Linked DNA regions of Mus musculus: all the other regions are linked to region 3. A link is a contact called in ENCODE Hi-C or POLR2A ChIA-PET data. All regions are on one chromosome and are shown on one strand. Each heading gives the region's core, a stretch centred on a gene start or an enhancer-like site at or near the end of the contact. The rest is flanking DNA. Distances are from core to core; before and after follow the strand shown. Region 1 holds the start of Zfp882 (zinc finger protein 882). Region 2 overlaps Cyp4f18 (cytochrome P450, family 4, subfamily f, polypeptide 18). Region 3 holds the start of Zfp961 (zinc finger protein 961).

Region 1 (4,083 bases), core at 108-2,607, 42 kb after region 3:
GAGAGGATTTGGAGTTGGGTGGGCAGAGAGGTGGAGAGATTGGGGAGGAGTTGGGGAGAGGAAAAGTGTAATCAGAATATATTGTGTGAATTTTTTTTCAATTAAAAAAAATAAAGAAATTAAACACGACACTAGAAAAGACTACCATGATCATGGATTAGGAGAATCAATATTGCTAAAATAATTCAAAGTTGTAATTCAGATTCAATGAAATTTCCATTAAATAATCACATTTTACACACAACTAGCAACAGTTCTTAAAATTGCTATGACAGTGCAACAGACCCGGGGGGAGCCCAAGATATCCTCAGCAAAAAAAGAGCACACTGTGCAGATCTGTAATGAAAATAAACAGAACAGAACAGAACAGAACAGAACAGAACAGAACGAAGCAAAACCCGACAGAGTAGTGTCATAAATATTGATGTACAGTCCATTGGAAAAGAGAAAATAAAAATAAGCCCATACGTTCAGCCAACTGATTCTCAACAAAGGTGCCAAAAATATATACCAGAGAAAGCACCAATAAAATAATGGTGTTAATGCTGGATTTCTACATGATGTTTGAAACTAGACTCTGATCCTAGAGAAAAACCAATTCACAAATTGTTCACTTGTTGCCTGAAAATGACTGGCTGCTCAGAAAAGACAAAACACTATTAAGCACGATCAAACCCGTACCTTAATACTGTTGACATATCCCTCCAAGCAAAGCCCTTCTCTTCTAGCCACCGCTTGACACGTTTCACACTTTTTATCTCGGGCCTTCTCCCTATTTCTAACAGTCCTTTCAAATAAAGTCATGTCTCAGCATTAAAGAAGTTGAATCCCTACAAACCGCCCAACTGCATCACAGATGGCCACACTCCTTGCACCCCCATGTTGCTCACGGGGACCTGTGGATCGCCCGGTCCAGTGAGTTTGGCAATGTGGGGACGGGCCTGGGAACCGAGGGATTTCAATTGTCAATCAAGCAGCAACAACAAAAGCATTTGGATGGAGAAGACATTCAAGGATTCCAGAATCCGCTTCCCATGGACCGGAAAGACTGGGAAATCAGGTTCTACTAGGCAAAACAAAGCAGCGGCACATCGCCCCCGCGCGGCTCCCGTACCGCCAACACAGCTGGCCGCGCAGTCCAGGAGTCGCGCGCGCAGCTGCAGTCTTTGCCGTGGTTCCCGTACCGAGGGACTCGCCTGCATTCCCCGCATCCCCGATGCTCACCATAGCTGAGCTCCGGACCTCAAGCAGCCTCACGCGGCTCCAGGGTGGAGCGGCCTGAGGTCCAGCGACCCCAAACTCCCTCAGCGGACTGGACTGAGAGAGCAGTGACAATGGCGTTGCCAGGAAGAAAGATGGCGGGTGAAGAACTTCCGCTCTGTTCTCCGGGCCTCCAGCGACCTGACTCTGATACTGGGTTTGACGGTCATGAGAAACCTGAAGCTGAACAGTTTGGCACTCAACTGAGAACAGAGTCGCAACTATGGTAGCACCAGAAAGAAAGATGGCGGTGATGCTCTTCCGCTTTGCCTGACCCCAGTCTTGATTGGATCACTTATCTCATAACTGTTTTGGGGAGGGTCAATGTTACACTGCAGGGTAGAACAATACAGCACTCCCTGAGCTGACCGTACAGTTTAGCGACTTTGGCACCAGAAAGAAAAATGGAGTTAAGGAACTTCCCACTGGTGCTCTTGACCCATACACAGAGCCCCTTGTGATGTTGTATGTTGTCAAAAGACCCTTACAAAGACCACAGAGACCGCCATCGTTGCAAAACGCATGAGGATTTTACTTGTCCAACATGTTGGGGAACACCCTCTCAGCACCAGGCCAGAGGAGAGATCCAGAACAAAGGAACACACTTTTTATTACCTTTGTAAGGGCCGGATCTAGGCACCAGGGTAGTTTGGCTTATTTTAATTGGTGTAGCCAATAACCTTTTTGGACATTGGTTGATTTGTATAGGGTGACTCTCATTTTGTCTGTCCTTGTGGTTTTTAGTGTAAGGCAGGGCAGGGGCATTGTTAATCTTGTTCTGGCAGCTGTAAGCTTAGTCATTTTGACCGTTAAAACTATGTTTCTATATTTGTTTAGCCAGCCAGCTTCTTTATCTGGCTCTGTACTTGGCCTGGTAGTACAGTTTGGAAAGTCCTTTTGAAGGGGGAAGGTACTAGGTAGTCTTGAATTTATTTTGGATATTACAGTGACACGATAAAGAATCCTTACCTAACTGGAACGAAAACAAGCACTCCAGAGTTAGCCATTTCCAGAACTGTCTAGTTTAAAATAAAAATGAGTGAATGAATGAATGAATGAATGAATAAATAGTGCAGAATTCTGTCAGACCTTCAAAGAGGAGCTAATACCAATTCTCTTCCACAAAATAGAAACAGAAGGAACACTACCTACTTCATTCTATGAAGCCACAGTTATGTTGATACCAAAACCACACAATGACTCAACAAGAAAGAGAACTTTAGACCAATTTCCCTTATGAATATTGATGTAAAAATACTCAATAAAATTCTTGCAAACTGAGTCCAAGAACACATCAAAACAATAACTCACCATGATCAAGTAGGCTTCATCCCAGGGATGCAGGGATGGTTCAACATGTGAAAATCCATCAATGTAATCCACTATATAAACAAAACTCAAAGAAAAAAAAAACACATGATGATCTCATTAGATGCTGAAAAAGCACTCAAGAAAATACAACACCTGTTCATGTTAAAAGTCTTGGAAAGATCAGGAATTCAAGGCCCATACCTAAACATAGTAAAAGCAGTATATAGCAAACCAATAGCCGACATCAAACTAAATGGAGAGAAACTTGAAGCAATCCCAGTAAAATCAGGAACTAGACAAGACTGTCCACTCTCTCCTTATCTATTCAATATAGTACTAGAAGTTCTAGCCAGAGCAACAAAAGGAGGTTAAAGAGATACAAATTTGAAAGCAAGAAGTCAGAATATCACTATTTGCAGAAGATAGTATACTTAAGTATGATAGTATACTTAAGTGACCCCAAAAATTCCACCAGATAATTCTTCAGCTGATAAACAACTTCAGCAAAGTTAGTTGCTGGATATAAAATTATCTCAAATCAGTAAACCTTCCTCTACTCAAAGGATAAACAGGCTAAAAAAGACATTAGGAAAATGACACCCTTCACAATAGTCACAAATAATATAAAATATCTTGGTGTGATTCTAACCATTCAATGGAAAGATCTGTATGACAAGAACTTCAAGTCTCCGAAGAAAGAAATCGAAGAACATCTCAGAAGATGGAAAGACCTCCCATGCTCATGGATTGGCAGGATTAACATAGTAAAAATGGCTATCTCACCAATAGCAATCAACAGATTCAATGCAATGCCTCATCAAAATTCCAACTCAATTCTTCACAGAGATAGAGCAATTCTCAAATTCACTTGGAACAACAACAACAACAACAACAACAACAAAAAACACAGGATAGAAAAAAAAAAACTATTCCAAACAATAGGAGAACATCTGAGAGAAATCACCATCCCTGACCTTAAGCTCTACTACAGAGCAATTGTAATAAAAACCTCATAATATTGCTACAGAGCTAGGCAAGAAGATCAATGGAATAGAGTTGAAGACCCAGAAATGAACCTACACACCTATGGTTAATTGATCTTTGACAAAGGAACTAAAACCATCCAAGGAGAAAAAGATACCCTTTTCAACAAATGGTGCTGGCTTAAATGGTGGTAGGCATGTAAAAAAAATGCAAATTGATTCATTTGTATCTCCTTGTACAAAGCTCAAGTCCAAGTAGATCAAAGACACATAAAACCAGATACACTGCTGGGGGTGTTGGCACATGCCCTTAATCCCAGCACTTGGGAGGCAGAGGCAGGCAGATTTCTGAGTTCGAGGCCAGCCTGGTCTACAGAGTGAGTTCCAGGACAGCCAAGGCTATACAGAGAAACCCTGTCTCAAAAAAACAAAAACAAAAACAAAAAAACAAAACAAAACAAAACAAAACAAAAAACAACCAACCAACCAAACACCCAGATACACTGAATCTATTAGAAGAGAAATTGGG
Region 2 (3,845 bases), core at 177-2,676, 38 kb before region 3:
CTGGTTAACTATTCCCCCCCCCCTCAGGGACGACCTGGCCCAGCTGCCATTCCTCACCATGTGCATTAAGGAGAGCCTACGGCTGCATCCTCCCGTCACTGCAATCTCCCGATGCTGCACTCAGGACATTGTGCTCCCAGATGGTCGGGTCATCCCTAAAGGTGCCCGAAACATCAGGGAGGAGGGAAGGTTCTGGGCAGACAGTGGATCCAGGTTGCAGCAGTTCTTCATTGCTTCATTTCCCCCACAGGTGTCATAAGCCGAATAAGTATTTTCGGGACACATCACAATCCAGCTGTGTGGCCAGACCCGGAGGTGCTGTCCCTCTTAATTCTTTGTTATAGGCTGGGATTCTCAAGAGGACGGTCTTTTTGTTTGTTTGTTGGCTAAGGTCTCATGTAGCTCAGGCTGGCTTCAACTTAACCTGTAGCCAAGGATAACCATAAACTTCTGATCCTCCTGCTTCCACCCCCTCAGTGTTGGGATGAGAGGTGTGCAGAACCACGCCTGGTTTATGTGGTGCCTGGGATGGGATCCAGGGCTTTGTGCCTGCTAGGTAATTGCTCTTTCAACTTAGCTACCTCCCCAGCCCCAGTCATGGGTTTTATGAAGCAGGGTGTCAGGTATCCCAGGCTAGCCTGGAAGTCCTTACACAGGAGTTGACCCAGAACCCTTGATCCTCCTGCCTCCTGCTGCTGACAGGTTTGCAGCCATCAGTTTTATGCTGGTGCTGGGATGGAATCCAGGGTTTACGACTACTCCTCATTGCATCCCAGGAGGTAGATAAATCAACTCTGACCTTCCATGCACACTGAGGACTCTGCTCTTGGCTACGCTGGCAATTGGTTCTCACCCGCCATGATTCCATGTCCCCTGCAGGTCTATGACCCCTTCCGCTTTGATGCCGACAACGTCAAGGGCAGGTCACCCCTGGCTTTTATTCCCTTCTCGGCTGGGCCCAGGTGAGGCTAGGACTGAGGGGCAGGGGCCTCGGGCTGACTGTGAGGACGGGGGAGTTGGGGTTTTTTGGAGGTTAGCGTTTCCTCCCTACCTCCCTGCACAGAATTGTGCAAAGGTTTGGGAACCAGGGAGGGGAAGGTGAAGAGTCCTCTGTGCTCAGAATCCCGCCCTGGCCTTTTCGGCTATTGATCAAGGCTTGGCTCTGAGGATGTCTACGTCCTTGCGTGGTCCCAGAAACCTCAGACTCGGGCCAGGTTCTAGTGCTGTGTTGGTCCTGGGTAGGGTCTTGGGCACAGTCAGAGTTCCCACCCCGCCCTCCTGCAGGAACTGCATAGGACAGACTTTCGCCATGAGCGAGATGAAAGTAGCTCTGGCGCTGACTCTGCTGCGCTTCCGCGTTCTGCCGGATGACAAGGAGCCCCGCAGGAAGCCGGAGCTGATCCTGCGCGCAGAAGGCGGGCTGTGGCTGAAAGTGGAGCCGCTCAGCGCAGGCGCGCAGTGATCTCTGAGCTGGCGTGGGACTCTCCTATCCATCCACCCACCTGTGCCTTTCCAGGAATAAAATTTTCTTGTCACCTTGTCTGAGCCTCACCAAACATCCAGGTTACATGCCTCATGTGAGCCACAGGGAGCCATGAAAGGTGTTTGAGTGGTAGAGGGATTTAAGGGACATGAAAATTAATATTGTCATTCAGGAGGCAAGGTACACCTGTGAGCGATAATCTGGATAAATCAACTGAAGTGGAATGATCAGTCCTAATCCTTACTGTAGGTGGCGCCATTACTAGGTTTGGGTTCTGGGTTGAATTAAAAAAAAAAAAAAAAAAAAAAAAGACAAGAAAGCGTGGCTCAGATTAGAGGTGGCTCTTCCCACCTCAAATGTTCTAATCAAGAAAATTGCCTTAGAGATGTGCCAAACAGCTTGGGTTTTAGTTAATTACAGATGTAGTCAAATGAAAACCAAGAATGGCCACCATAGCTAGACTACTAACCCTTCCCAAACATTTCCACCAAATGTGAGAGCAAGGACATGAGCTTAGGGGTCATCCTCATTCAAATCGCCACAGTCCCTTACCTTTTGAGGATGTAGCATTACAGCAACTGGGCATGCGAATTAGTCAGGATTCTCTAAAGCCACAAAACAATGGGATGTCTCTATATATTAAGAGGATTTATTGGAATGACTTACAGTCTGTAGTCCTGAGAGGCCAAATCTTTTAAGTTTAGACTCCATTTTAGAGAACCTGACCTAAGTTTCAACTCAGGTCAACTGACAGGCTGGTACCTAGCATTAGTTTCCAAGCTGCCACCAACAAAACCCGAGCCTAGCTCCAGTCTCTAGGCTGATCCCCACAAGACCAGCGTCTCCAGGTTATTCTCCCAACAAACCTACAACCCCAGGTTACAAGCCCACTCCCTGCTCAATGATCACCAATGCAGAGGGAAGCAGAAATTAGGTTTATAATATAGTTCCCAACACCAGCCAATTGTGTTAAAGGCTACAGCAGCTTTCCAATTAGATGCTTGCACACTCCACCCCCTTGCTGCTTACTATTAAGCCTTGCCCCGATAGATATTCAAGGCTCCTCCACCACCAAAACCTTCCTGAGTGACAATGGTGCATTGGAGGGGCCTGAGCTAGCTCGAATAGAATAAAGACCCTGCTGTGATCGGCTTATGTCTGTGTTTTGGGAGTTCAACCCTTCCCTGGCACAACAGTCCAACTAACCTAACAATGGGCAGCTGTGAATGGGAAGTCTAGTTGTTGCTCAGTCCCACAAGGCTAGGTGTTTCAGCTGGTCTTCTCTATAAGCTGGAGTCATGAAGTACACTCCAACAGATGTGCTGGCAAGTAAGTGCAGGCAGGCAAAGAAGGAACGCAGGCATAAATATTTGCAACCTATTTTTAATAAGGGTTTAACCTCTCCTTTAGCCCACCACCCAGCATAGGGAGTGAAAGAGAAAAGTTACTAGAATATGGGGAAGTGGACCTGTTCAGCAATAGTTCTTTGGGGGCAAGCTTAATCTTCTTGGGCAGCAGTTCAGTCCAGTAGCAAACACCAAATATGACCCAGCAGCAGCTGCAGACCAGTCCTCTCGGCAGGCAGACACCAGGCACAAACCACCAGCTACAGTCCAGCCCTTTCAGCAAGCAGACACCAGGCAGCTGTAGTTTAATCCTAAAGAAATCGCCAGGCTTGCCAACTGGCTTAAGGTAAGGCCACAGAAGCACCAAGCTGCCACAGGAACCTCAGGAGCGGTTCTTTGGTGAGTTTCTCTCAATGGCAGTGTCACCACAAGCTGAGCTCAACAATGCTATGTAAAGTGAACATGTGTGTCTTTGGCAAAGAACAGTGAGGCAGAGCAAACCGAATCAAAGCTCAGTGCTCATCTCGCACTGTCTGTGGGGTCATAATTATACTCCGTCATCAAGTGTCCTTTCATGTGACTGCTATAGCCAAACATCCTTTCACCTGTGTGCCCCAGCAAAACATCATTTGGCATAACTGACTTTCTAAAGAACTAGAAGTTTCCACTTCAAAGGAAGCCTCACTTTTCCCCATTGTTCTTATGCAGACTTCCAGCAGAAGGTGAGGCCCAGATTAAAGGAGTGTACCACCATACCTGGACCTAAATTGTTCTTTACTTGGAATTTGCCCTGTCCCAGGGTGACCTTGAACTCAGAGATATGCTTGCCTTTGTCTTCAGGGATTAAAAGCATGTGCCACCTTGCCTGGGCCTAAACTTTTCACGGCTTCAAGATTCAGATCAAAAGTCTGTGTTTTCTAGCCTCGAGATCTGGATCACAGGTGTGCCCTCCATTTCTTGATTGTAGTTCATTCCAGATGTAGTCAAGGTGACAATGAGGAATAGCCATCGCAGCA
Region 3 (4,342 bases), core at 1,674-4,173:
AGGTACCAGCTTTCTGGTAATTCCAGAGAACTAAAGTTCCCAAGAGGAAGAGGAGCGGGAGGGAAGGAGGGAGAGGGAAGAGGAGAGGGGGAGAGGGGGAGAGGGGGAGAGGGGGAGAGGGGGAGAGGGGGCGAGGGAGGGAAGGAGGGAAGGAGGGAGGGAGGGAGGGAGGGAGGGAGAGAGAGAGGGAGGGAGGGAGGGAGGGAGAGAGAGAGGGAGAGAGGAAGAGAGGGGGAGAGGGAGGGAGGGAGGGAGGGAGAGAGGACAGGAATCTATGTTAAGGATTTTTGAGGCCAAAATGACTGCTTACCTTGAAGATCATTGACTACACCTTTAACACTGGCACCTGGGAGTCAGAGGAAGGAGAATCTCTGAAGTCCCAGGCTAGTCTGCTCTACGAGTTCTGAAAGACCCACAATGTGAGGACTCCCCCACGTTCTGACTCAGGAGAAACAGTCTTGCTGCAAACTGCAAGAGGACTTTTAATTCAAGAGTGCTCTCGGGCCCACGGTCATACACCATACATGGGTAGAGGACCGTGGCGCCCCCCAAGTAGCTGGGTAAGGGGGTATTTAAAGGAAGAAACCACAACTCAAGGAGATGCGGAGGGCGTTGTTGGAAAATACCAAAAATACTAGTTAAGAGTCACAAGGGAGTACAAAGTTACAAGTCACGAGGAATACCTGGTAATTGTGCGAGTTATTTCTCAAGACAGTTTCTAAGAGCCCCTAACAATAGCACATTTGCATAGCCGGTTCCAGCAGGTCAGGGTGGGTCAGGATGACTTTCTTTGAATGAACACTCCTTGAACCCAGGAAGCGGGTGGATGGAGGAATGTCGTTATCTGTTTTATGATTAGCATACCTTGGAGCATTGAGTCACAGAGGTCGCATTCTCAAGCCTGGGCCTAAAGGTCTAGAATTTTGCTTTTGAGTTATACTTTTTCAGTTCTAGGGCCACATAGTGAGACCATCTTAAGGGGCTGGAGAGATGACTCAGTGGTTAAGAGCGCACGTTACTTTTCTAGAGGTCCTCGGTTCAGTTCCCATGTCCCCACATGGGTCCACTCAAAAGATTATGGAGAGTTTAAATTATTGAGGGCTGTTTTTTGGCCCCTTGAAATTATTAAAAAATCCTACAATTCTTAGTCAACCACTAGCTTACATCAAACCCAGAATATCTGAGAATGTTACATACAGCATCAGAAAACTCCAGGACTGAGTTCACACTTGCTTTAAACCTGAGGCCCACTGACACCTTTGATAAACACTTCCTGACTCTTGTTCCTTTTTTTTTTTTTTTTAAAGTATTTTCAAGGTGGGGTTTCTCTGTGTAACCCTAGCTGTTCTGGAACTCACTCTGTAGACTAGGCTGGCCTCACAATCAGTATCTGTCTGCTTCTGCCTCTTTAGTGCTGGGATTAAAGGCCTCCACCACCACTCATGTGTCCACAGCGAGACATAGAGGGTTGTTTGGGGGTTCCAGTCATGGCCACTCAATAAACTATGCCTGTCTTCCTTGTTGAGCTGTGTTTTTTCTGCTAATATGCTCTGTATTATTTATTCTTCGATTGCTCTCAAAGTGTCACTTCTGTTGTGGGACTGGGTCCTTGTTTCTGTCCACAAGCAAGACAGCTGTTACAGGGTCCAGACACAAGTTATGAAGTAGTACTGGTCAGTTGGGGGTTACAGTGGGCCTCTTACCCCCACCTCTTCTGTTTGTGGTGTACCAGGAAAAGGAGAAACCTACAGTAACTGAAGGTAAATTTTTCCAAGAAGATGTGATTTTTTTTTGTTGTTGTTGGGGGACAAAAGCTCATATATATGTTGCTTTTCTCGAATCCTAGAAACACATGGTCCCACCAGGTTTGTGCCCTTCCCCCAGCCTTGAGCAGGCTAAAGCAGACCTTGTTTGCCACTGCTGGCTAGCCCAACTGGGGTAGGGTCTTCTGACCTAGGTGAAGCTGCAGCTGCAGCTTCCTGCAAGAAGCCACTACCAGCTGAGCCTGTTTTCCTGATGAGATCCTGGCAAAGTGGGGGATGGGTTTCCTCCCTTTAAAAACCAGACTCAAGAATTAAACACTGGGCCTTGCTCAGAAACTCTGTCTTTGTTTCATTCCTCTCTCGTCTGTCCTTCGCATCCAGCCCCAGCTTTCTTTTCAGGAACCCAGTTCTCCGCGGCTGCTGGTGGCTATACAGGGTTGGGAATATTCACATAGGAAATGCAATTTTATAAAAAGTAGTAAAGGAAAAAGAAAGAAGGGGCTAGTGGGATGGTTCAGCTGAAAAGGCGCTTGCTGCCAAGCCTTAGACTGGCGTTCTCCAGGTTCCACAAGGTGGAAGGAGAGACCAGACTCAGATTACTGCCCCATGGGCACCTCGATAAATAAGTGTAAATTTAAAACATCAAAAAGAACACAAGCCGGGCGTGGTGGCGCACGCCTTTAATCCCAGCACTTGGGAGGCAGAGGCAGGCGGATTTCTGAGTTCGAGGCCAGCCTGGTCTACAAAGTGAGTTCCAGGACAGCCAGGGCTACACAGAGAAACCCTGTCTCGAAAAAACAAAACAAACAAACAAAAAAAAAAAACACCCCACAAAACCAGCCCAAAGAGCAAATTAACTCCGTGGGGACCCTACATAGTCCTTTCCATTTTACCCCTGAACACAAGCATACATGATCCCCTTTTACATTGCGGTTCGGCTGCGGGCTCTGGAAAAGGGCACCAGAGTCGGTTTGCAAACTCTCGGCAAGTCCCGAGCTTCCGACTGCGCAGAGCCCGCCACTCCTCTGCCCTCCGCTCCCACCCGCGTCTCTGAGATGCACTCACCATGGTGCACTCTCGTCTTGCCTGAGCTGCGCTGTGGCGGGTGTCACTGCCGCGTACCTTGCGCATTGCTAAGCCGCCAAGGACAGCGCCGAAAATGGCGGCGCCCGGCCTCCGAGAGGCTTCCCGCTGCTGATTGGACGGCTCTGCTATGAGCGATTCCGATTGGCTTTAGAGTCCCTGATAGACAGGACCAGCGACCTATCGCCTTCAACATAGTCCGGAAACTGATGTTCAGGTCTGGGGTTCGCAGAGGCACCCCACAGCAGGCTCAGGTCTGACTGGGCTTGTGCGCCTGGCTGAAGGTGAACGAGTGAGTTAGAGTTGCGGGCTAATCCTAGACTGTTTAGTGAGAGGTTAACCTGGGCTGCAGGAGACCTTGTTTCCAAAAAGGACACAAGAAAAGCCAGATTTATTCGCGGAAAATTGGGTGTGATGACACACACAACCTGCCATCCCAGCACTGGGGAGATGGAGGGAAGAGGATTTGGAGTTCAAGGCCGGCTACTATAAAAGTTGTTGTGGGGCTAGCCAATGTAAAGCTTTCTTAATCTAAGGCCAGATGAAAGGACAAGGCCAGGGTCAGACTTGACAAGGTCCGGGTTGTGTCCAGAGAAGCGAGTAAGTCCCTCACCCCCAACCCCTTCTGTAACCCCACCCCACCCCCACAACCCAGGGCTGTGGATATCATTTCTAAGGCCACTATGTGCTTGGTCTGTGATGTATTTCAGATATCCTGTGTTCCTTTTGTGTAGCATTACTGATAAGGTTCCCTGTTCAATTGGGACTGGTAGAGGTGACTTGGAAATAATTAGAAAGTAGATAGGCAACTACAGAAGCAGAATTGCTCTTTAATCAGAATGTTGTGGGATATTAGCCAGAGAAGATTGCTTGGACATGGTTTAAGCCAATAGAATGTCTTTATTAACTGGTTGGCAACTACACTGGATGTTAAGGATCCTATTGTAGTACTGAGGGCCTTTCTCAGGGTGAGCTCTTAAACACAAAAACCATATTCCAGGTCAACATGCTTCAGTTAGCAAGATCAGTGAGCCAGAAGCAAAACTATAGAAGCCAAAAAACCAAGGTTTGTACATTTAGAGACTTTCCCAGAACTATAGGCTTTGATTGGCAGGTGGTGCTGTCTATGTGCTGAGTTTTACAGACCAAATGTCAACTCCATCATGGAGTCAGTGGTCTCCATGCTCCTAAGGTCTGGGGCTTGTTCTAAGAACATCTGAAGGGCAGCAGTCTCCCTGAGGAGTAGAGACTGCAGAGATACCACCAGGCACAGTCTTTAAAGCTATGCTTGGCCCTTTCCCCCAACCCTGTCCTGCAGATGAGACCTCCTTCCTGAGCTTCACCCCTGGCTTTAGTTTCAGGTACTGAGTCTCCTCAGGCGATCAAGTGTGATAATGACCTACTTATCGGTTGGTCTTCTCTTGGTCCTCTCTGAGTCTTGGGGGTGCCCTTGACAGATGTAACTGTGATCTCTCGCTCATCTATGGGAATGGTGT

Evidence for each region. A loop is a pair of places that touch in the nucleus more often than their neighbours do. ChIA-PET counts read pairs that join two places held with the same protein, here RNA polymerase II (POLR2A).
Region 1: a loop to region 3 is called in a map of left cerebral cortex, with 3 times the contacts of the local background. The contact joins the promoter of Zfp882 here to the promoter of Zfp961 in region 3. A Hi-C loop is called at or near these places in 4 of 37 maps with a recorded cell type or tissue (gastrocnemius, heart and left cerebral cortex). POLR2A ChIA-PET finds 5 or more read pairs at or near these places in 3 of 5 experiments (all embryonic stem cell).
Region 2: POLR2A ChIA-PET joins it to region 3 with 58 read pairs in embryonic stem cell. The contact joins the enhancer-like site here to the promoter of Zfp961 in region 3. POLR2A ChIA-PET finds 5 or more read pairs at or near these places in 4 of 5 experiments (Patski and embryonic stem cell).

What each region holds. Positions count from the first base shown.
Region 1 is chr8:71,905,880-71,909,962 of GRCm38, reverse strand. It overlaps Zfp882 (zinc finger protein 882), which reads right to left and starts at 1,357. Exons shown (of 3, transcript NM_001166645.1): 1 at 1,225-1,357. The coding sequence starts at 1,227.
Region 2 is chr8:71,986,177-71,990,021 of GRCm38, reverse strand. Cyp4f18 (cytochrome P450, family 4, subfamily f, polypeptide 18) reads left to right here. Exons shown (of 13, transcript NM_024444.2): 10 at 28-161; 11 at 251-315; 12 at 880-962; 13 at 1,285-1,540. The coding sequence ends at 1,462. Among named protein-coding and RNA genes, the nearest start is that of Gm51535, 17 kb to the left of the region's middle. Within about 2 kb of position 1,426, at least 1 of the 3 ENCODE cell types and tissues checked has a DNase peak (open chromatin) inside an H3K27ac peak, as active enhancers do.
Region 3 is chr8:71,949,647-71,953,988 of GRCm38, reverse strand. Zfp961 (zinc finger protein 961) reads right to left here and starts at 2,923. Exons shown (of 4, transcript NM_001164581.1): 1 at 2,829-2,923. The coding sequence starts at 2,894.